Regions from separate parts of the Homo sapiens genome. Here region 2 is linked to region 1. A link is a loop called in an ENCODE intact Hi-C map of the cell type or tissue named here. Cell type or tissue: dorsolateral prefrontal cortex. All regions are shown on one strand. Each heading gives the region's core, and the rest is flanking DNA. Links, peaks and the distances in the headings are about the cores only. Region 1 overlaps SNX30 (sorting nexin family member 30). Region 2 overlaps HSDL2 (hydroxysteroid dehydrogenase like 2).

Region 1 (12,074 bases), core at 1,947-9,946:
AAGTTCAAGCGATCCTCCTGCCTCAGCCTCCCGAGTAGCTGTAACTACAGATGCACACCATCACACCCAGCTAATATTTTTATCTGGAGTAGAGGCGAGGTCTTGCTACCTTGCCCAGGCTGGTCTCGAACTCCTGAGCTCAGGCGATCTTCCTGTCTTGGCCTCCCAGAGTGCTGAGATAATAACAGGTGTGGGCCACCACCCTCAGCATTTCCTCTTATCTCAATGTTTTAATTTTCGTGACTGAGGTATTGTTACGGTTGTGCTACCATGCGTCTGAAGGATGTTGACATGGCACAGCACTGCTAATGGTTGGGTGTTGCTTATCATGACACCAAGGAAAAATATCACCAGATAAGACCTCAAAAGATAAAAATTTATACAGAGGTGACAAAATTGCATTTTTCACCTTGGTTCCCAATCTCTCATGAGAATTTCCATTACAGAATATAGGTTGTTAGTGCAATGACAGAAGAGTCACGTGGATGGGACTGTGCATTTCTGTGTGCTGGGGAACGGGACAGTAACTTAAATTCACTCAACATTCATTTAAAAACGCATTACTCAGTGAGCCGAGATTGAGCCACTGCACTCCAGCCTGGCAACAGAGCAATAAATAAATAGATAGATGGATGGATGGATGGTTGGATGGATGGATGGATGGATGGATGCATGCATGCATGCGTTACTGAGCTCCTTCCATGTGCCACGCATTTCCAGGCCCTAGAACAGAAATCTCAACTTAAGTCTCCTTCTTGGAGCTGGGTTGGAGATGTCACATTATCTGCTCTCATGATGATAGTAGGTTAGGAAAATCCCCAAAGACTACACAAGACAGATATAATCCCAAAGTGTGGAGGAAAGGGGAGCTCGTGGCTGCTGTAGGACAGGCTCCAGGACCAGTGACAGCCACACGCTGCTGAGTGAGCAGGGGACAGGGCTCCCTAACTGGCAATGTGTGAGTGGCAGAGAGATTGGTCCTCTGCCCTCTGGGAAGCCAGAGCCCCCAGGCTGGTCACCTCCAGCTTCCAGCAACTGCGTTTTCAGTGTCTATTTGAGCTGTGAGGTGAAAACAGGTAAGAAAACACTGATACAGGGTCAAGTCTGAAAAGAGGCCATGGAATTGGGCAAATAGAAAGTCAGTGGCTCTCTGAATGAATGCTTTTTTAATTATAGATAAAAACAAACTTCAGAGAATGGTCAGTGGGGAGTGAGGGAGGGAGAGGTGAGGGCATGAGATGAGGAGCAGAGAGGCTGACAGCAAGAGATCCTCGAGCTTGCCTGCGCAATGACACGAGAGTGAAGCCCCAGGGAAGGCCACACGCACTCTCCGTGCCTGCCTCGGGAAAGGCAGGGCGCCCCCTCAGGGAGCACAGCTGCTGGGGCCCGCGCCCTGGGGAAAGGCACCAGTTTTGGAGCCAGATGCACTTGGACTCCATACCGGCTCCACCATTTGTTGACTTTGGCACTTAAGTTCCACGCTTCCCCTGACCCCGGGCCCCCATCTGTCACATGGAAACCACCGCACTGGCAGAGGGTGGCTGCGGTGGGACTTAAGTCAGCTGAGGGGATGGGGGAGTTCTGCCTGCTCTGGCTGGAGGCACCTGGTCTTCTGCCCCATGGTGAGGGTCCTCACTTGCCAGAAGGGTCTGGAAACAACAGACACGAGGCCCCACTCTCCGGTCTGCATTAGCTCTGTATGTAGAAGTCTCCCTGCTGGCAGTTTACAATTGGGATTCTCACTTCACTACCCACCACGTCTTTCCCATTCTAGAACATTCACTATCCCGGTGGTTCTAAGAGCTGTCCAAGGTCTACAGCCTTCAAGAGGTTTGTCCAGAGAGCCCAATTTCCACTTTCCCTCTGCTCTTCTCTCAACCAGAGGGGGAACAGCTCTGTGCACCTTTCCATCCCAGTCACCTCCACACGACACACCTCCACACTTCCCACACCAATGCCCCACTCCCCTCCACACCCATGCTCCCCCAAAACACCACACCCACCCCCACACACTACATACCCCACACACACCACACGCCCTCCCTACACGCCACACGCCCTCCCTACATGCCACGTGCCCTCCCCATACACACACCACACACCCACCCCCCACACACACCACAGGCCAGCCCCCCAACACCGACACCCCAGGTCCCCTCCACACGGCCCATCTCTCCTCATCTGCACTCCGACACCACCCATTTAAACTTCTTCATCTGGCACCCACCCAGGATGAGGCTACCCGTGGGTCAGGGCCTAAAACAGCACCCTGCTTTTTTTATTTACTTTTTGAAGATAACTAGGAATTCTGTGAAGCCTTCTCCCTGGCATCCCTTCTTTGTTCTTTTTGGAGCTAGTTATACCAAGTGTATTAGCACTGAAAAGAGTCCAACGCAGAAGACAGGAAAAGGCAAGAGCTCCCTCTCTGTTACCCTCACTGTCATTCGAAGGTGCGGATGCTCCCGGTGCCATTTAAAATCTAATTCCTCAGCTTCTCCTTATCTTCTGTAAGAGCTCTGATGCCCCCCACCTTCCATGGCGGGTTAGATTCTAAGGTGTACACCAGGCTGCAGCCCAACAGGCCCAGGAGAAGGCAGCCAGCCCCTGCTAAGTAAGTGCATGTCGCTTCTCCAACCTCACAATTAACATGGAGAAGGCCAAGTCTCCAGAATCCAAAGCTCCATCTGCCTGGGAATCACCACCTCAGTGTCTGCTGAGCTTTCTCCAGCCTCAGCCCAACCACAATGCAAAACTTTGCATTCTAGGACACCACCATTCTTCCCCAGCTCCAGAGGCCTCCGCATCCTCTGCCCTCAGCACGTGCTCTTTCCCCACAAGACGTCCTAGGACTCCCCTAAGAGGATCACCCCACGTTGAAATTCACAGGGAAGGTTGTGAAGACATGAGGCCACTTCCTTCCCCTGGGTTACAAAAAAGTGATCAGATTTTGATGCCACTCCATGACTCCACAAAAATCAACTTTCCCTCCTTATCCAGCGCAAGTTTTTCAAGGTTTCACCTGATAACGAGGTAAGCCCCCAGACTCCCTCGGATCTTCTGCTGACCATGCCCATACCAGGGGACCTCTCCTCCCCGGCACTCCTGAGACAGTCCCCTGAGCTACCTCGCTCCCACCATCAGTTCCCAAAAGACCTAGCCGAGGCCCTGGGATAGAATCAGCCCTAACCCACTTCCGAATTCCCTGGCTTTTTAAAAAAAAAAATCTCATCAACAGCAGCTCTGGCTTCGTGAGCTCACAACCACATCAGGCAAAGCACAGCAAAACCTTAAGTTGCTCATTTCCTCAGCATCCACCAAACCTCCTGATGGGCTGTCGGGGAGGACAGGTGTGTGGAGGGCTAGGGAGGCAGGGGAAGCTTGAGGACATAGGAAACAATGTCTAAAACACTGTGGTCAGAAAAGGGACTTCTTAAAATATGTGACAGCAAACCCAGAAAACAAAGTTCTCCGCCCACATTCCTACTGCAGCCAGTGTGGACACGGGAGACTCCTCCAACGGAGCATCTGTCACTACGTCAGACACTACGCCGAGCACTTTATGGCATCACAACACTCATGTGTGGGAGGCAACTGAGGCCCACAAAGGCTGAGGAGCGGATCAGTGCAAGCTAGGGCGCAGCTGGGGTTTGAACCCAGGACCATCCCATTCTAAATCCTGTGCTCCAACCGTGCTGGACTTGGACAGGCTGCCAACTGCACCCTCCTCTGCCCACCAACGCAGCTGCTGCCCCAGACCCAAAGGCAGCAAAGGATTTCTGCTGCTGCCACTGTTACATTACATTCACTGGCACACCACCAGGACAGTCTATTTTGTCTTTAAAAATCACAATTGCTAAAGAAGCAGCAAAGTGAATGTGGCATGGTTCAACATCCCACCAGGAAGAGGGAAGGTGAAGATGGCCCAGCCACAGTGTGCTAAGAGATCGCAGATGTGTGTTCAGGACGGACTAGTCATTTTCACGGACTGGGGCAAACCCTTAGCCTCTGGTAAGAATTCCTGTGGCCGAGAGGATGAGCCATGTGGGTAAGTAGTGTCCAGGAAGGCGGACAACAGCAGCAGCCAAAGATTTCCACAGCACGGGGAGTGGACAGGAATCACCCAGACCCGCAGGAATGTGAGGCCAGGAGCCCTGGCAGGCAGCTGTGGGGGTCTGAGGGCACAAAACCAGCGTCTCCCTCTGCTCGAGACTGCTCCAAGCCTGGTGTGTGCTTCCAGCAGCCAGCAAGCCAGGCAGGGTTAAGACTTAACTCAGCCTATTATTCCGAACCTTCAGCTCCTGGCTTTGGAAAGGAATGTGTCCTGTATAGGGATGAACATATTAAATGACAGCATCAGCCTCTGAGAAAGCTCGTATTCAGTGCTGAGCTTGTACAGATGCTATTTACAGAACTACATACATGACGTCTTTAAAATGCAGGATCCTCGGTTTCCAAACTAGGCCAGTGGCAGAACTTGTTGGTTCTCCTTCCTTCCCTAGCCAGAAAAAGTGACTTCTATTTTTCCTTAAATATTTAACTGACACATAAAATTACATACATTTCAGGCGTATGACGTGATGATTTGATACATGTACACACTGTGTAGTGACGATCACAATCGAATTAATGAACACATCCATCACCACCCACATTTTGCATGGAAGCCCCAGGATTTTGTTCACCTTGTAACTGAAAGTTTGTACCTTTTGACCACGATTTCCCCATCCTGAGTCCCGGCAACCACCGTTCTACTCTCTGTTTCTATGACTTCAACTTTGTTAGATTCCACATATAAGTCAAATCATGCAGTTATTTGTTTTCTGTGAATGACTTCTATCTTTACATTTGCTGGCTAAATGCAAACTTTTAAAATATATACAAATAAATCATCCTATGTCATCCCTTTAAATCCCTTTGTTGAAAGGAAACTTTAAAAATATACACAAATAAATCATCCTATGTCATTCCTTTAAATGAGACTGAGACATGGCTTCAGTAGATGGCACCATGTTCCAGAAGATCACAGGCCAGCTCAGAACTCGTCAGTGGGGCCGGCCATAGGCAGACAGAGGGCAGCTGTGTGCACATGGCTCTGCATTTCTGTTGTCGCCTCCCTTGTGACAGACACACAGGATGGAAAAAGGCTGACAGCCTGTGGCAGGAGGAACCAGAGGGAGGGTGCCAGCTGCATACGCTGGGCCAGTGACTACAGTTCCAATCCTCATCATCTGCCTTTCCATAGATACATGCAGCCTTTACGCTCTGGTGTAGATCACTAGGGGTGATCCTGCTGGAATCAACACAACAAACATGCACAGGATGGAGAGCCACTCGGCATCAAAGAGGCTGGGCAATTTGTCCAGCTCCTTTGTGCCTCATTTCCTCACCCACGAAACGGGGAAAGAACAATGCCTTCCCCCGGGCCTCAGATGACCACTGCAGTGATCCTGTGATGCAATTAACATTAAGGACACTACAAAAAGCCAAGGTGTGTCATTTCTGAGGTGTGGGTTTCAAATTCCAAAGCTGGTTCCTTTCCAGGTATGTCTTGGCATGGCGGCAGCGGCAGGAACCATGGCAAAGGAGGAAATCCCCAGCAGCTCTGATGTCAAACCATTTCCCTGAAATGCAAGTCCCTGCTATTATCTTACTAACGTTCCTCACTCTTACCCCTCTCTTTGAAAACAAATACACGTTCCACTTACAAACCAAAAAGAGACAGAGTGATGTAATGGTAGGTAGCAAAATTCTAAAGTCAAACTGCAGGGTACCATCCTAGCTCTACCAGTGCTAGCTGTGTGACAGTGGGCCTTGGTTTGCTCATCTCTCAAATGGGGATAATAATGGTACCTAAACCTCATGGTTGTGGTATGGAATCAATGAAATTTTACACATACATGCACATATACATACACACAGTTGTCGCCTCGCTATCTGGTGGGGTGGGGTGGGGATCAGTTCCAGGACTTCTGAGATATCAAAATCTGTGAATGTTCAAGTCCCTTACATAAAATCATGTAGTGTTTACATATAACTGATGCACAGCCTCCTGTATACTTTAAATCATCTCTAGATTACTTATAATACCTAATACAACATAAATACCTTGTAAATCATTGTTACACAGGTTGGGCGTCCCCAGTCTGAAAACCCAAAATGCCCCAAAATCCAAAACCTTTTTTTTTTAAGATAGGGTCTCCCTATGCTGCCCAGGCTGGGGTGCAGTGGCCATTCACAGGCGCAATCATAACACACTGCAGCCTCTAACTCCTGGCCTCAAGGGATCCTCCCACCTCAACCTCCCCAGTAAGAGGAGGCCTGCCTATGGCCAGCCCCACTGACGAGTTCCGAGCTGGCCTGTGATCTTCTGGAACATGGTGCCATCTGCTGAGCCATGTCTCAGTCTCACTTAAAGGGATGACATAGGATGATTTATTTGTGTATATTTTAAAAGTTTCCTTTCAACAAAGGGATTTAAAGGGATGACATAGGATGATTTGTTTGTATATATTTTAAAAGTCTGCATTTAGCCCACAAATGTAAAAAGGTGGTAATCTGGCTCAACCAGTTCTGCAATCCCACCCAGGAGCAGAAGACACAGCAAGAAAACCTCACTTCCACCCGCTATGATTCCATCTCCTACCTGACCAATCAGCACTCCTCACTTCCTAAGCCCCTACCCACCAAATTATCTTTAAAAACTCTGATCCCCAAATGCTCAGGGAGAATGATTTGAATAACAGTAAAACTCCAGTGTCCAGTAAGCTAGTTCTGCACGAATTACTCTTTCTCCATTACAATTCCTTTGTCCTGATAAATCAGCTCTGTCTAGGCAGCAGGTGAGGTGAACCTACCGAGCAGTTACAAACACTGGAGCCAGAAGGCATCCTAGACAAGCAAGATTAGTGCTGCTCGAACTCTGTGGAGTAAAGGGCCACTTTTTGTTGGCTTTTTTCCCCCAATTCGACCAAGCTGTAGTCCTGCCGTGCAGAACCAGCACGCAGCTTGCTCCACATGCAACTCCTCACGCGAGTTTAACACGCTCGCCTTGAGTGTTCAACACAATGTGTTCAACTGGTTCTGCAGCAACATCAAATTCCTATAGAAGTTTCCAAGTGCTTCTATACTTTCCTCATCATGGATTGTATAGTTTGTGGGCCTATGAACCACACTTTGAAAGCACTGATTTAGGCTATTCTTTCCTTCTCTCTGCAATGCCATTTTATGGAGCAAGGAACTGCCGATGAATGGCAGAGCTGTTAAGTCTTTAAAAAACCAAAAATTAGGCCCAGGAAACAGTGGAAAACTCAATCCCAAGTGAACACTAGGAACTCGCAGAAATAGGACAGAAAAGGGAGTGAAAAAGGACAACATCATCAACGTAGCCCAGCCGGCACTGACCACTCTTAGTCATACAGATCTAGAGATGAGAATTTACTTAGCACCAGCAGGGAGACTACAGCTTTGCAGCCCTTCCCAGGTGGCTTCCCTGACCTTGGGGCGGTCTTCCTTCCGCAGAGCCACAGCTTCCAGTTTGGCTTCATACTCTGCTTGAACTTGGTCCCTCTTCTTCAATACACTCTGTGGGAGGCAGAGGAGAGAAGCATGTAACACTGAGTCCACAAAGGGGCCTCCCACCCCCAGGCAATTGCTTCTTTTCCCCCACGCCTCCCCAAATCAAGGCCTACCCCAGGCCCAGCCATGTGCTCCTAGGACAGTCTGGCCATGGCAGAAACTCTGGAGGAAGCAGGAGAAAGGAGGGAAGAGAGGAGAACCACTCCTGATGCTGGAGTTTCTAGTAAAGTAACTAAAACCTGACGCTGAAAGGAAAGAAATTCTAGGGAAAGGCAAGTGGAGGAAACAGCACCCATCCATTGTCACGCTGCTGGGAGGACTCTCCGCGTCACTGTGTGCAGCCAGAGCCCGGCTGTGCAGAAATGCGGAGCTTTGCAGGCTACAACACTGGATGTTCTCTGAAATCTTAAAGTCTAAGAGAACTCTTCACTCTTTAATTCACTGACTGGACCCCTAGTGGACTGATCTGTTCAATGATTCATTCATTAGCCACTTACTAGTCCTCTACTCTGGTCCAGGTATAGAAAGAGCAGAGAGATGCACTCCCTACCTGAGAGGTTCAGTGTGACAGAGGCTCAGACACAGTATGCGCCTGTATGTGCTAAAGGGGCTATACCTGTGCAAGTCCAGAATTCCTAGAACCATGCAGCCAGCCCACCAGAGTGAAGGCTCAATGGGCCCCAAGAGAGCCAGCCCTGGATGGGACAGGAGTGAGGCAAGCTAGGCACCCGGGGTGCAAAATGTAAGGAGACACTCCCTCTTTGGCCCATGTGAGTACAAGGTTGGCACCTGACAGTGAATGCCCTGTAAATCTGTGCCTGGGGCTCCCCTCACTTAGTCCAAGCTCTGCTGCTATGAACCCACCAAGCAAAACAGAAAAGCTTGCAGTAGACCTTCTAGAAAGGTGTCTGTTTCATCAACGAGTTTCTTTCTTCTTCCTTTAATAGAATCACAAGTGGCAAACCAAGAGTGATGAGACCTTTCTTTTCCACTAACTCAAAAGAAATAAATTGCTATGAAAGTTTCTAATCATGCACTTTCCCCACAGGGGACCTTCCAGCAGCGTGAGGAGTCAAGGCAGGAAGGAGTCACTCCTTGGCTAAGCACGGGCACCCCATATCCCTGCCTGTGCTAAAGGTGACAGGCAACTGAAGAGTTGAGAGTGTTGTGGGTTCAACCTTCTAATGGAATGTGTCAATACCGGAAACCTCAAGTCTTCCTCTGAAAAGTTTGCTTTAGGAAGTGTTTTATCATGAAATGAAAATGAGGTTAAAATTGCAATAATTTTTCGTCAATTGCCACTCAGCTGTCTCCTAAGTGCCCTGACATTCCCTCCCCACACTCATTCATCTTTGAGTAGGAATATTTACAGTGCTGTTCAATGGAACTTTCTGCTATAATGGAAACGTTTTATAATCTACACTAACCCAGGAGCCACTGCCTCCACGTGCCTACTGAGCACATGAAACAAAGCTAGCAGGACTGGGGAACTGGATTTACATTTTTATTCAATGTTACTCATTTGAATTTAAACTTAAATAGCCACATATGGCTAGTGGCTACCATACTGGATGACATAAATCTATAAAGTAAAAAAGAGTCCTTTGTGGACTTCATACAGCCCAGAAAATAATCTAAATCTATTGGTCTGATACAGCAGTAGTAAAAATCCTCTTCTCCATGGACGTGCAAATGTGGTTCCCCAAGGTGCAATGGAACAGCAGGGCAGGGGCCATGTGGGATGCTTATCACTGGTGTGCACTTCCCTTCACAGGATGCCTAGCATCTTACTGGAAAAAAAAACCACATATCCAGACTAGCGCTTCTAGGAAGGAGTCTGAGTTGACCCAGTGACACACACTCTGTCAGTGTGGCAAGAGCCTCCTAACTAAAGCTGTTAAGACAATGCCCTGGAACAATGCCAGCACAGCGTGGGGGCTCCTGGGGGCACTGCTGGGGTTGCAAGACCCCTGGGACTACGAGGGGTGGGGAGGAGATGCATCAACCCCACTCAGCTACAACAGTGCAAAAGCATCTCCTCTCCCCATGCCCAAAACAGACGAGGGGGCCTGCAGATCCAGCCATATCCCTCTCTCCAGTTGGCCTGGGCCTGCCCTGGCCCACAGGAGAGGCAGGGTCTCTGTCTCTCAGTGTTATCCAGCGTGGCCAGAATGCTGCCCTCTGGCGCAGGCTGACTGGAGGATCCGCCCTAACAGCCCTGCATCACTGGACAGCACAAAAGGCTCCCAGCAACCCTGCAGAGTGAACGCGCATCTTCCCTATTCTACAGATGAGGAGACTAAGGGACGGTGGCGGGCCCTGTTCAAGGCCACACCTGGCTCATGGCACAGCAGTGGCTCATTCAGGCTGTTCCTGCTGCCTTCCAGCATGTGGCTTTGCAGCTGGCCCAAAATCCAACCACGCTGAAGGTTGGGCAACGTGTTCTGAATCAAGACAAACTGCTGACTACCACCACCCTCATTGGGACACCTTTGCATGCTGTTGGTGATGTTCTGAGAGGATGGGCCCCCAGCCCAGTCTCTATTGATAAAATTGGTCAAACCAGCCTATGGCTGTCAGATGAGGCCCGAGCCGGCAGTGGGGTAAAGAGGCCAAGAGACCAAGCCGGCGTCTGCAGAGAGGCCCCTCCATCATTGAGTGACAAGCAGAAGAGAGTCATCATCTGAACTTCTCACAGAACTTTATAGGGATCTGCATCCCATTGATATGACACATCAAAAAGGCGAAGGGCACAGTGAGACTTTTCTCCTCATGCCTCGCGCCACCTGCCCTCCTCTACACACCCATTCCCCACCCTGCTTCTGCCCTGCCTTCATACATCTTCATTCATCTAGCCAGGGACGGGGATACAGCAGAGAACAAATCACAAAACCATGTGGAGCTTACATTCTAGAGGAGAGGCAGACAAGAAGCAAGTAAAATATATAGTAGGTAACTCTAGGCATTAGGAGGAAAAATAAAACAGGAATGGAAGGAAAGTACCAAGGGTTTGGGGAAGGCAAAATCATACATAGGGTGCCCAAGGAGGGCCTCACACTCACAAGATGACTTTTAATTACAGACATGGAATAAATTCCTCTCGGACACTTATTTTTTAAAACATTAGAACATTTTGTTGTGATTTCAAGTGGTCCTAATAACCTGGAACTTTACTATCTCTCTTTTCCAATGAAGAGAAGACAGATGATTCTTTAACAAATAAATTACAAGGAAAAATAAATGGACAAAGAAGGATTTTTTAATATTTAAGAAACATACCAATCAATGTACAGATCCTGTTTGGATCTCAATTTGGAAAAAGAAACAGAAACTGTGTCTGAGACAAACTGGGGAAATTTGAACACTAACTGGATATTTAAACATAATTAGGTAGTCCTTTTTAAAAAAAAAAAAAAAAGAATGCTTGTATTTTAGAGATATGTACTAAACGTTTCTGTATGAAATAATATGATTCCAGGATTTGTGTAAAATTAAACCACAGGGTGGGAGTTGGGAGCAGCGTGACAGAGAGACAGAACCAGATGAGTCATGAGTGGGCAACTGCTGATGCTGGCTGGGATATGCGCGGGACGGCTGGGATACGCACGGGACGGCTGGGATACATGTGGGTTTATTGTTATCATTCTATTTTGTGATATGTTTGAATTTTTCTATAATAAAAAGGCTAAACAATAGAAACACAATATCTGTCATCCAAATATAACAAATTAATAACAGTCATTAAGAGGTCTATAGTTATGTCATCCACGAAATACTAATCAAACAGCCTTTATCTACAATGACAAAATGTTTGGAAGAGTTGGATGACAGATGCATCCTGTGGTTTGGCTTTCAACATCTGCACTGGATTTGTCCCAAAAAAGACCACAGTGGCATCTACGGGAAAGCACAGCATCCCTTCCCCACCCTCAGACTCATGCACATGTCTGACCCTGGCAAGGCTGTGGGCTCACAAACTATGGGAGGGGAAAAGGCAGAAAAGGAGCCCCAGCGCCAAAGGTCAGCAGCTACCAAAAAGCCTCTTCAAGCCCACCAAGTTTTTCAGCTTCAAAGCTTTGTGGAAGAGGGGAGCTAGGATGCAGGGCTGGAAGAGGATACCAAAGCAGCAGGAGCAGCTCACCCCCCACAGAGAACTGCAGGATGGGATGGTTCATATTCCTGTAGGCCAGGGCTGACGACCCAAGACCCAAGTGGAATTCATGTAGAGTAATGGGTGTTCAGTAATAAAGAACAAATGAGAATAAAAATAAAATACGCACGTAGCCCTGTGGCTTAGGGTAGCCCTCTAGAAGGGCACTTTCCTGCAGGCAGGAAAATGAGTCTGATCTGGTACTGGTGATATCACTAGCTCTGGTTAAATGACTGAGTTCAGGTTACCCCTTTCAACATGCTCCTTTTACATATTCATTCTATGGAAACCAGGACCACCTGCGAGTTAGATGTCCTGGGGCAATGTTGGTAACACTGAAACCACACAT
Region 2 (12,074 bases), core at 2,575-10,574, 400 kb after region 1:
TTTTTATAAGCACACATGTATATTTATATACACTAACACACACATACAAATATACATATGTATGATGCTAAACCAAATTATGCAAACCATAATAAGATGAGCATAATATACATATATAGATGCTAAACCATATTTTGGTTTGGTTATGGTTTAGCATCATACATATGTATATTATGGTCATCTTTCAGTGGTATGGTAAAAATAATTTTATTTTCTTTTTTCTTAGGTATACTTTCTCTTTTTTTGAGACGGTTTCATTCTGCCGCCCAGGCTGGAGTGCGGTGGTGTTATCTCAACTTACTGCAGCCTTCACCTCTGGGCTCAGGCAATCCTCCTACCTTAACTGGAGTAGCTGGGGACTACAGGTGCGCACCAGCACACCCAACCAATTTTTGTATTTTCTGTAGAGACAGGGTTTCCCCATGTTGCCCAGGCTGGTCTCAAACTCCTGGGCGCAAGTGATCCTCCCACCTTGGCCTCCCAAAGCATTGGGATTCCAGGCGCGAGCCACCAGGCCTGGCCTATATTTTCTAATTTTTATATGAACATTTAACACCACTATAAAAAAAGGGAAAAGTTGAAGAAATGCTGATCATTAGTACACCGTATACAGATTGACTCAGATGGAATGCAGGCAATTAGCATCCTGAATTAGAACTGTAAAGAAAGACTTAGAGGGCACAGAATACACCATGTTCCTGCTTAGAAAAGATTAAAACAGAACAAAGTCTGAATAACATTTATAATTCACTCCATGAAAGACTCTTTAGATCAGGATGTTATGCTTAGTTTCAAGTGCTGCTTCTAATTTTTTAGAATTTGAGTTAATTAACTTATCATTTGGAGTAGTTTTCTAAGAGTAGAAAAGAGAAAATTATCCTTAATTTTCTGGCACAGTTAGAGGTAAATGGACAGAATAGAAAATCACACAAAAGGTTCTCTGGGTTTAGGACTCCCCAGAAAGCAGGGTCACTAGGCCATGGCCAAGGGCTGGTATGTGTTTCCTATTGAAACAGCTGGCAAGATGGAAGCACAACCCTACTCCCAATAAGCGAACTGCTGCTACTGAGTTCAGTGCCTCTAGTGACTGGGGTGTTATTGGAAACATAATACCTTAGGCCAGCTAATATGATGAAGCCCACCCAGGAGTCCCTTTGAATTATCTCACTGTTCCCAACATTATATTACTGGCTTCTCAGTAATGGAAGAAAATAATTCTGACATCTACCTTCCACTTGTGAGAGGAGGGAGAAGTGGCAATGGAGGCAACAGTAAGAACAGCCTTCCCAAAACTAAGATTCCACTGCTGCCAACATTTACAAGTCTTGATTATTTGGGAAGGGATAAAGCAAAATGTCAGAACTAAATTTTCTCTGAACAATAAGGTAAACTAATAAACTGGAAAACTCACCTGAAAACATTTTTACAAAGTCATCAGTAGTCATACTCATCACCACATCTGCCTGATCAGAAGGCTCTCCATATCCGACATTCCCACCCTTGCTTTTCAGATCAAGAAACCACGTGCCACCATCTTCACCTAGAGAGATAAACATATAGAAATCAATGTCATAGAAGCCCTGTTCTTCTTAAATTTAATAATTACTTCAATTAGAATAATCTTACAAAATGCTGTTTTCCAAGTTAAAATCCCCAGACCTCCATCAGTCAAATTCAGCAAATATTTATTAAGCACGTCCAGGTATTCTGCTAGGCTCTGAAGACTCTTCAATAAAAAGAAAACCATGGTTCTACTCACAAAAGAGGAAGTAGAGGGTGATGTGGGAGCACATTAAGGAATCAAGATAACCAGAGGAAGAAAACTCATAAAGACAGAAAGTAGAACAGTGGTTTCCAGGGACTGGGGGATGGGGAATGGGAGTTAACTGTTTAATGGGTACAGAGTTTCACTTGGAATGATGAAAAAGTTCTGGAGATAGATGGTGATGATTGTTTTGTTTTTGTTTTTGTTTTTGTTTTTTGTTTTCTTTTTCTTTTCTTTTTTTTGGAGATGGAGTCTAGCTCTGTCGCCCAGGCTGGAGTGCAGTGGCGCGATCTCGGCTCACTGCAAGCTCCGCCTCCCGGGTTCATGCTATTCTCCTGCCTCAGCCTCCCTAGTAGCTGGGACTACAGGTGCCCGCCACCACACCCAGCTAATTTTTTGTATTTTTAGTAGAGACGGGGTCTCACCATGTTAGCCAGGATGGTCTCGATCTCCTGACCTCGTGATCTGCCCACCTCGGCCTCCCAAAGTGCTGGGATTACAGGCATGAGATACCGTGCCCGGCAGGTGATGATTGTTATAAAACAATGTGAATGCATTTAATGCTACTAAGCTGTACACTTAGAAGTGGTTAAAATAGGCCGAGCATGGTGGCTCATACCTGTAATCCTGACTCTTTGGGAGGCAAGGGTGGGCAGATGACCTGAGGTCAGGAGTTCAAGACCAGCCTGGCCAACATGGTGAAACCCCGTTTCTACTAAAAATACAAAAAATTAGCCAGGTGTGGTGGGGAGTGCCTATAATCCCAGCTACTTGGGAGGCTGAGGCAAGAGAATTGTTTGAACCTTGGGGGCAGAGGTTGCAGTGAGCCAAGATCGCGCCATTGCACTCCAGCTTGGGGCAACAAGAGCAAAACTCCGTCTCAAAAGAAAAAAAAAAAAAAAAGAAGAAGTGGTTAAAATGTTATGTATTTTTTACTGCGATGCAAAATTAAGTTTTCAAAAAGGGTCAGGAAAGCTCAGTTGAAGCTGAGATTTGAAAGTTAAGTAAGAATTAGCTAGATGGACAGGGTAGAGGGAAAGTATTTCAGGCAATGGGAACAGCACATGCAAAAAAGCCAGAATCAAGAGTGCAGCACGTGTGAGGAACTGAAAAAAAAAAACAGTGGCACTAGAAGGTAGATGGGTGTTGGATGAGCTTGTGAGGCAGTCTAGGTCTGAGCACAGCCAGTCATGTAAAGGATTAAATGACTTCATCCTACAGGATGTGTCATGGAAGGAAGATGATATGGTAAGGTTTACGTATGGCCCTACCTGCAGTGTAGATAATAAATGGAGAGAAATCAAAAGGATGCAGAGGGCTAGTAAGGATGGTGTTGGGATAGTTCAGGAGCTTGAGGGTGCATGCCTGGACTGGGACCATGGCAGAGGCATGGAGAAAAGTGGGTACATTTGAGAGAGAATGTCAAGGCAGAACCATAAGACTAGGTAACTGCATATGAAGAGGAAAAGGTGGGGAGGGTATATAGGAATGATCTGCTAGTTCTTGGCTTGGGTGGATTTGTTTTTTAAGTGAGAGAAGACTACTGAAGAACAGCAGATTGCTTGATTTTTAATTTTTTAAGACAGGGTCTTGCTCTGTTGCCTAGGCTAGAGTGAAGTGGCATGATCATCACTCACTGCAGCCTCGACCTTCTGGGCTTAAGCTGTCTTCCCATCTCAGCCTCCCAAGTAGCTGGGATTATAGGCACACATCACCAGATCCAGCTAATTTTTTATTTTTATTTTTGTAGAGACAGGGTCTCACTATGTTACCCAGCCTGGTCTCGAACTCCTGAGCTCAAGTGATTGGCCTCCCAGAGTGCTGGGATTACAGGCAACGTTTAAAATTTTAATACAGCTCAAACCAGCACGTCTGGTTCATCTCAGCTCCTTCACTGTCAAACCAAGGGGCAGAGACTGCTTCAGCTTGTTTCTCTGCCTTCTCTTTGTGACAACCAAAGTATAATCCTGCTGCTGTGAACTTTATTTTTCTTGATCTTGACAGATACGGCATCCACTTGCCTGGATCTGAGCAGAAAGCGCTTGATTTCCTCCATTTTTTTTTCTTTCTTTTTTTGAGTCAGAGTCTCGCTCTGTTGCCCAAGCTGGAGTGCAGTGATGCGATCTGGGCTCACCGCAACCTCCGCCTCCGGGGTTCAAGCGATTCTCCTGCCTCAGCCTCCCAAGTAGCTGGGACTACAGGCACGCGCCACCAAGCCCGGCTAATTTTTATATTTTTTAGTAGAGATGAGGTTTTGCCATGTTGGCCAAGCTGGTCTTGACCTCTGTTGATCTGCCCACCTCGGCCTTCCAAAGTGCTGGGATAATAGGCACGAGCCACCCAGGGATTTCCACAATTTTTCAAGGCATGCAGAGAGAGGGTGTGGATCGACACTGCCCAAGAGACACAGCAAGCCAGACACTCAGCAGATTTCATGGGTGGTTGCAAAAAAACCATTTCCTGGGAATGGTTGTTTTGGACGTTTTCAGGCTGAGGCATCTTTGTGACAGTTAACTAAAAATGTCAAATGAAGTCTGGCTAAGCTAGAAACAGGGACACATAATCAGTCGGTTCCTATGGTCATTGAAGCCGCGTGAATGGTTGGGGTTTCCTAGAGAAAGTGTCAGGAATAGAGTGTCGAGAGTGCTGAGCCAGTGACCTGAAGAACATTGCTTAAGGGAAGGATAGAGGAGAAGCAGCCAGCAAGGGAGACTGACAAGGTGTGATCACAGGCAGGGAAGGAAAGCAAGGAGGTTACAATGAAGGACTGGGGAAGGAGCATTTCCAGAAGGAAAGTGTGGTCAACAGTATCAAATGCTGCAGAGTGGTCACAAGGGAGGAATGACACAGGCCCACTGGTGACAGGGAAGTCATCAAGGACCTTGCTGAAAACCAATTATGTGAAATGGAAACAAATGGTATCAGCAGGGTGTGTTCAGGGGAATGAGTTGTAGATGAAAATAAGTCTGGCTCTGAAAAGGAGAAAAAAGATGGGCTGTGTGGTTTGTTATTGTCACTGGGTTCTGTTTTAAAGTTAGAAAAGAATTGAGAACATTAAAATACCATTGGGAAGGAGGCTGCAAGATGAACAGATTGAGGACAAGGTTCAATTAACAGCACAAAATTCCTGAGAAGGCCAGGGAAAATGGGATCTAGAACTTTGCTTCCAAGTATGATCCATGGACTGCAATACTGTCATTACCTGTCAGACATGCAGAATCTCAGACTCCACTCCAGACCTGCTGAATCATTATTTTGCATTTTAGGAAGATCCCAGGTACTTGGTATAGACATTAGAGCTTGAGATGCACTGATGGAGAGCTGAGCTCCATTCTACTAAGAGGGAAGGAGGCAAGGATGATGCCTATCATGATTGATTTGATATCTGATGGCAGGAAGCTGAAGGCATTTTTGTCTGTAGGTTTCTATTACCTCTGTCAAAGAGCAAGTGGAATTATCTGCTGACACTGGCAGGGAAGAGGTGAAGGGAGAGATGGGAGATTTCAGGAACACTGAGAAAGTTTAAGATAGTCACTATGGAAAATGCAGCAGTAAGCTGACCACAAAAACACAGAATTCTGAAGTGTTGCTTAAACCTCAGCTGAAGCGGGGCAATAGTCAATTTCTACTGGTACAGATCCACCCAGGTGGTGTGATTTTTTTTAGCTTTCCTCCCCCAAAACTTTGCAACCTGGATACAACTGTGGAGCAGCCAGAGAGTTTGATTCAGCCAGGACTAGGCTTTTGACAGGTGATGGCATAAGCACAAAGGGTCCAGCAAGTTTAGGACACAAGCAAGAGAGTGACTAAAGCCATGGATGATGGATTCCAAGGATGGCAAGGAAGTAAGAACAGGAAGGCAAGATGGACTAAGATAAAGCAGAGAGGACGAAGAATAAAAAAGGTTTGTGTATAATGGGGCTGAGGTAGCCTTTTTTTTTTTAACACGAATTTTATCTGTTTCTTAACTTTTATTTGTTTGAGATGGGTCTCACTATGTTGCCCAGGCTGGAGTGCAGTGGTTATTCACAGATGCGATCGCAGTGTACTACAGTCTTGATCTCCTGGGCTCAAGTGATCCTCCAGCCTCAGCCTCCTGAGTAGCTGGGATTACAGCTGCACGCCACCATCCCTGGCAGCTAGTTCTTACACTATTATTAACGTGTAAATTTTATATGGAGAAGAACAATATTAAGAGATTTTTAAAAGCTAACTACCATCTGGGCACAATGGCTCACACCTGCAATCTCAGCACTTTGGGAGGCTGAGGCAGGAGGATTGCTTGAGGCTAGGAGTTTGAGACCAGCCTGGGCAACATGGCAAAACCCCACCTCTACTAAAAATACAAAAATTAGCCATGTGTGGTGGTGGGTGCCTTTAATCCCAGCTACTTGGGAGGCTGAGGCAGGAGAATCACTTGAACCCAGGAGGCAGAGGTTGCAGTGAGCCCAGATCCCACCACTGCACTCCAGCCTGGGCAACAAAGCGAGACTCCATTGCAAAAAAATAATTATAAATTTTTAAAAATAAAAAAAGTGAAAAAAAGCTGACTACCGTCAGACCGACCTGGTTAATGTCAAAGATAAAAATGGCAAGGTGCCTATGGTTGATAAATTACTGTATCATACTACCTGTCATGATCCATATGCCCTTCTAAGCAGGATTTTCTCTCAAATATGCCAGAGTTATATAACACTGGGAGTATTTGTAATAAAATTTTACTTTACATGTGTCCGTACGCACTGATCTTAATCTAGAAATAAAAATCATTGGGAGGCTGAGGTCAGAGGATTACTTGAGTCCAGGAGGTCAAGGCCGAAGTGAGCCATGATCATGCCATTGCTCTCCAGCCTGGGTGACAAAGACTCCATCTCAAAGACACAACAACAACAAAAACAAATCAATAGTTATGGTTGCTGTTCTTGAATGTCTACATTCAAGAGTAAGGGTCTTGAATGCAGCCAACTATCCAGGGGATCACTGTTGGACGCTGATTTTCTTCCAAAGGAAACACCCCATTTTGTTTCATAAAAACTTCAGATTACCAGATGCAGTCCTTACCGGAGAGTTCAAACAGATAGATTGCTTGAGTGGCTTTAACAACATCATCACTGAGAGAGTCCTTAACAATTCTAAATGTTTCTTCCACAGCTCCAGAACGTGGTTTTGGTTGCAGCTGCAGTTTCTCTTCTTTGAATTCTGGAACAGCACCTATAAGATATTATTGAAGCAAATGACCTTAATGCTTGGCAGTGAAGGACCCCACACAGAATTAATTAATCAGCAGGACAGACTTGCCACCAATTAGACCTATTTGACCAAAATGACTTTAAATGCATTAAGTGGCATCTAAAAGCATAAATCAAATTGACAGAATAACAGTCAAACACACATCAATTATGACTATAAATGTAAATCTTTATACTCTCCAAATAAAAGGCTGACTTTCAGATTAGGTTAAAAAATACTACTAAACTATAAATATTTATCATAAACAAACCTTCTATAATCTGAGTACTTTGTGAGGCCAAGGCTGGGCGTGGCGGCTCATGCATGTAATTCCAGCACTTTGGGAGGCCAAGGCGGGTGGATCACTTGAGCCCAGGAGTTCGAGACCAGCCTGGGCAACATGGAGAAACCCTGTCTCTACAAAAAATACAAAAATTAGCTGGGCGTGGTGGTTGGTGCCTGTAGTCCCAGCTACTTGGGAGGCTGAGGTGAGAGGATCACTTGAGCCTGGGAGGTAGAGGCTGCAGTGAGCCGAGATCACGCTACTGCACTCCAGCCTTGGTGACAGAGGGAGACCCTGTCTCAAAAAAATAAATAAAAGAAACAGACCTAAACACAACTACTGGAGTATGAGGGATGATAATCAATCACTCCTTTGTCAATTTCTCTCAGTTCTAAAACCAAATGAGAACAAAAAGACATTGGAATCAGAAAGATGGAAATCAAAATATCAGCTGTGGAACTGGTGGAGCTAAACTGAAGACTGTAGCTTGAATCAACACCCAAGTGTACTTTCTAATCACTCCACCTCTAAATTCAATCTATTCACCTAGTCCTTTCACCCATGGATTGACCCTGCATCCTCCCATCACGGGTTAGAAATGCTCTTAAGTAGAGATCATGTAAAAAACTGAGGACAGCCTGCTCAGAAAGAGAGAATGCTCAGAAGGGTCTGACACACAACCTCAGTTTCTTCTCCCTGTCTCACTTATTCAGATTATCCCTCCCACTAGATGAAAAGGGAGGTTAAACTGTTAGTCCCCTGACTAACAGGCTGCCCTCTCTGGAAACACTAGGTCACGGGAATGGAGGTTACCTGCAACATTTTAAAACTTGCATTCACTTAACCCACTGGCTATAACAACTTAACATATGATCAGCCAGGGGAGAAGACAGCAGTTCATAGGACTGCTTTGCTCCCATATCATGATGCTGCCCCCCAATACTGTCTCTGTTCCTTTATTTATTTTTGAGACAGTCTCGCTTTGTCACCCAGGCTGGAGTGCAGTGGCTTGATCTCGGCTCACTGCAACCTCCGTCTCCTGGTTCAAGTGATTCTCCAGCTTCAGCCTCCCGAGTAGGTGGGACTACAGGTGCCCACCACCGTGCCCGGCTAATTTTTGAATTTTTAGTAGAGACAGGGTTTCACCATGTTGGCCAGGCTGGTCTCAAACTCCTTACCTCAGGTGATCCACCCACATTGGCCTCCCAAAGTGCTGGGATTGCAGGCGTGAGCCACCGTGCCCGGCCTCTCTGTTCCTTTATTTATCATTCTAGAATCACATAGAGGCAGCTAAGTAGTTGCCCCCAGAAACAGGTAAGAACAATTCGTTAATTAAATTAACTCCAAGGCCAATCTGTGCTCTAGGCTGAAGGTGAATCTGTTTCTCAACTCAAATTATACACAGCCATCTTGTCTAATACAATTCCTCAAAGGTTATTACATGAAATCTAATTGACAGCATAAAGATACTCCATAGTACAAAGTAAGCTATTAATTCATAAAGTATACTGAATATAAATTGCCTTTCATTATGATGTTTCCACAAATAAAAAAAATCATTTTCCTTTTATAAGTTAAAGTACGAACAGATATTAGAGATGAAAGCCTTAAAGAATTTTTTTAGCCTGTTTTATTATTGTTTTAAAATTTACTACAGTGTACCCCTTTATTGCCTGCACTGGGGGCAATCCACTTCTGCCTTGCACTTAGCATGACACTGCTTTTTATTGACATGTAACATACATTCAGAAACAGTGATCAGATGTATCCAGATCAAACATCACCACCTAGGTCAAGAAAGATGATATTACAGGTATCCCAGAAGCCCACTCCACAACCCCTCCTAATTGCTAACACCATATATTAGTTTTGTCTCATGTTTATCTTCAAATAAATGGAATCAATCACACAGTATCTATTCTTATATGCCTGCCGATCCTTCAAATCTCTTCCAAAAAAAAAAAATGCAAGAGGAGGGAACACTTTCTAATTAATTATGTGAGGTCAGTATTACCATGACACCAAGCCAGACGCAGACTTAAAAGAAAACTGACTAGTATAGACAGACAATATGCAAATGCATATACATGCATACATACATGAAATTAAGTCGAGAAGTGATGGGTTCTACTTTAAAAAGAGCAAGAGCTGGGATAGAATGTAAGACTATTTTAGATAAGACAGTTTTTGAATAGACACTGAATTAAACAATATAAGGCTGAATATGTAAATACATACACACATACATATTTATTCTACAATTTGAAAACATAAATGTGGCCAACAGTTCGTCTTCACCAGTTCAATTTGAAAAAGGTATTCCCCATGCTTCAGTGACAATAACCTAATACTTTATAACCTTTGCAATGCTTATTTGAGCAATGCCACTTCCCAGTTATTTTCCAAATGTACACCAGTGTAAGTGAATGAGACACATTACTATTAATATAAGGTATTATTATTTAGAAGCCAATTTTAAAATTGAGCTATGAATTCCAATATTTATCTATTTTTTTTGGTCTGTTTTTTGAGATGGGCTTACTCTGTCACCCAGGCTGAAGTGCAGTGGTACAGTCAAGGTTCACTGCAGCCTCAACTTCCTGAGCTCAAGCTTCCTGAGTAGCTGGGACCACAGGCATGTGCCACTACGCCCAGCTAATTTTTTGTATTTTTTATAGAGACGGGGTTTCACCATGTTGGCCAGGCTGGTCTCGAACTCCTAGACTCAAACGATCCACCCGCCTCAGCCACCCATGATTGGGATTACAGACATGAGATACCACACCCGGCCTCAAAAAGTTGTTTTTGAAGACATGGAAAACATTCACAATAATTAAGTAATGTTAAATTAAATGGGAGTCTATGCAATTAAACATAATATATATAAAGCTTCTTTCTTAAGAAAATAAAAAACAATATGAACCTACTGGTAAAATATTTATTTCTGGGTATACATTTTAAATTATATGTGCCAAAAAAAAGTGGTTGAAAGGAAATAAGCCAAAATATAAATGTACTTATAATTGGATTACAGGTGACTTTAAAATTTTTCTTTGAGCTGTTCTATACTTTTTTTTTTTTTTTTGAGGCAGTCTTGCTCTGTCACCTAGGCTGGAGTGCAGTGGCATGATCTCAGCCCATTGCAACCTCCACCTCCCAGGTTCAAGCGATTCTTGTGCCTCAGCCTCCCGAATAGCTGGGATTACAGGCACATACCACTGCACCCGACTAATTTTGTATTTTTAGTAGAGACAGGGTTTCACCATGCTGGCCAGGCTGGTCTTGAACTCCCGACCTCAGGTGATCTGCTCGCCTCAGCCTCCCAAAATGCTGGGATTACAGGCATGAGCCACGGCACCTGGCCTGTTCTATGCTTTTTTTATACTTCTGTATTAAACTTGTCTTTTTAAATTTTTAATGTTTTAATTTTTTTCTATTGGTAGAGATGGGGGGGGGGTCTCGCTATGTTGCCCAGGCCGGTCTTGAACTCATGTCCTCAAGTGATCATCCCACCTCTGTCTCCCATAGTGTTATGATTACAGGTGTGAGCCCCTATACCCTGCCCGTACTAAGCTTTTCTATACAGACTAATTTAAAATGCTATCAAAATTGAGTAAAGTATATAACAAAATCGATTGGATGTAGCCAAAGCTATGTTAAGGGGATAAATGCACAAACTTTATTTCATTATTTTAAAAGAAATAACAATAAAGTATTAGCCCAACAAGTAAGAACAGGAACAAAAGCAACCTCAAAGAAAGCAGAAAGGAGAAAACAATAAACCAAAAGTAAAAAAAGTAAGGAATCAGATGGTTGCACAATTCTGGGAAGATGCTAAAAATCACTAGACACTTCCAAATGGTGAATTTTTTTTTTTTTGAAACTGAGTTCCACTCTGTCACCCCGTCTGGAGTGCAGTGACATGATTTTGGCTCACTGCAACCTCCACCTCCTGGGCAGCTGGGATTACAGATGTGCACCACCACACCCGACTAATTTTTTGTATTTTTAGTAGAGACAGAATTTCGCCATGTTGCCCAGGCTGGTCTTGAACACCGGAGCTCAGACAATCCGCCTGCCTCAGCCTCCCAAAGTGCTAGAATTACAGGCATGAGCCACCGCACCCGGCCTAAAATGATGAATTTTTTGGTATATATAAGTTATATCTCGAGTTGTTATTAAAAAGATAATCAGAAAAGAGAAAAGCTGTAGAATTAAAAATGAAATAAAATTTAAAGTCTGGTGCTTTTGAGAAAAAATAAGATAACACAAAATCAGCAACTAATCAAGAAAAAAGAAAAATAATTTTTAAAACAGAGGAAAGAGGCTGGGCGTGGTGGCTCATGCTGGTAATCCTAGCACTTTGGGAAGCCAAGGTGGGTGGATCACCTGAGGTCAGGAGTTTGAGACCAGCCTGACCAACATGGTGAAACCCCGTCTCTACTAAAAATACAAAAATTAGCTGGGCATGGTGGCGTGCACCTGTAATCCTAGCTACTCAGGAGGCTGAGGCATGAGAATTGCTTGAACCTGGGAGGCAGGGGTTGCAGTGAGCCGAGATCGTGCCACTGCGCTCCAGCCTGGGAGACAGAGTGAGACTTTGTCTTAAAAGAAAAAAAAAAAAAAAAAAACAGAGGAAAGAGATAAAACAGTTTGAAAACTTTAAAAAATTGTGTAAGTGAAATACTACATGTCAACTCAAACAGGTTTTGAAACTTCAAATGGATAATTTGGGTTTTTATTTTTTAAAAAGCCTATAATTGAATAAAATAAAAGTTTTGAAAGAAATAACTTCAG

What was found. Peaks named below come from ENCODE experiments on the same cell type or tissue, not always from the same donor. Only the 100,000 strongest peaks of a DNase experiment are listed, where the experiment ranks them.
Region 2: a loop joins it to region 1, with 2.3 times the contacts of the local background. A loop is called at or near these places in 2 of 110 quality-filtered maps.

The regions. Positions count from the first base shown.
Region 1 is chr9:112,846,366-112,858,439 of GRCh38, reverse strand. It overlaps SNX30 (sorting nexin family member 30), which reads right to left. Exons shown (of 9, transcript NM_001012994.2): 7 at 7,495-7,581. Among named protein-coding and RNA genes, the nearest start is that of SLC46A2, 38 kb to the left of the region's middle. RefSeq lists enhancers at 9,782-10,354, 11,140-11,640, 11,661-12,074. In dorsolateral prefrontal cortex, for the core only: CTCF peaks have their summits at 4,884 and 5,085; DNase peaks (open chromatin) are centred at 3,609 and 5,109; H3K27ac peaks cover 3,481 bases.
Region 2 is chr9:112,448,915-112,460,988 of GRCh38, reverse strand. It overlaps HSDL2 (hydroxysteroid dehydrogenase like 2), which reads right to left. Exons shown (of 11, transcript NM_032303.5): 9 at 6,827-6,976; 10 at 1,412-1,540. HSDL2-AS1 (HSDL2 antisense RNA 1) reads left to right here. Exons shown (of 5, transcript NR_171779.1): 4 at 227-365; 5 at 6,917-9,191. Among named protein-coding and RNA genes, the nearest start is that of KIAA1958, 32 kb to the left of the region's middle. In dorsolateral prefrontal cortex, for the core only: no CTCF peak of the experiment used is centred there; no DNase peak of the experiment used is centred there.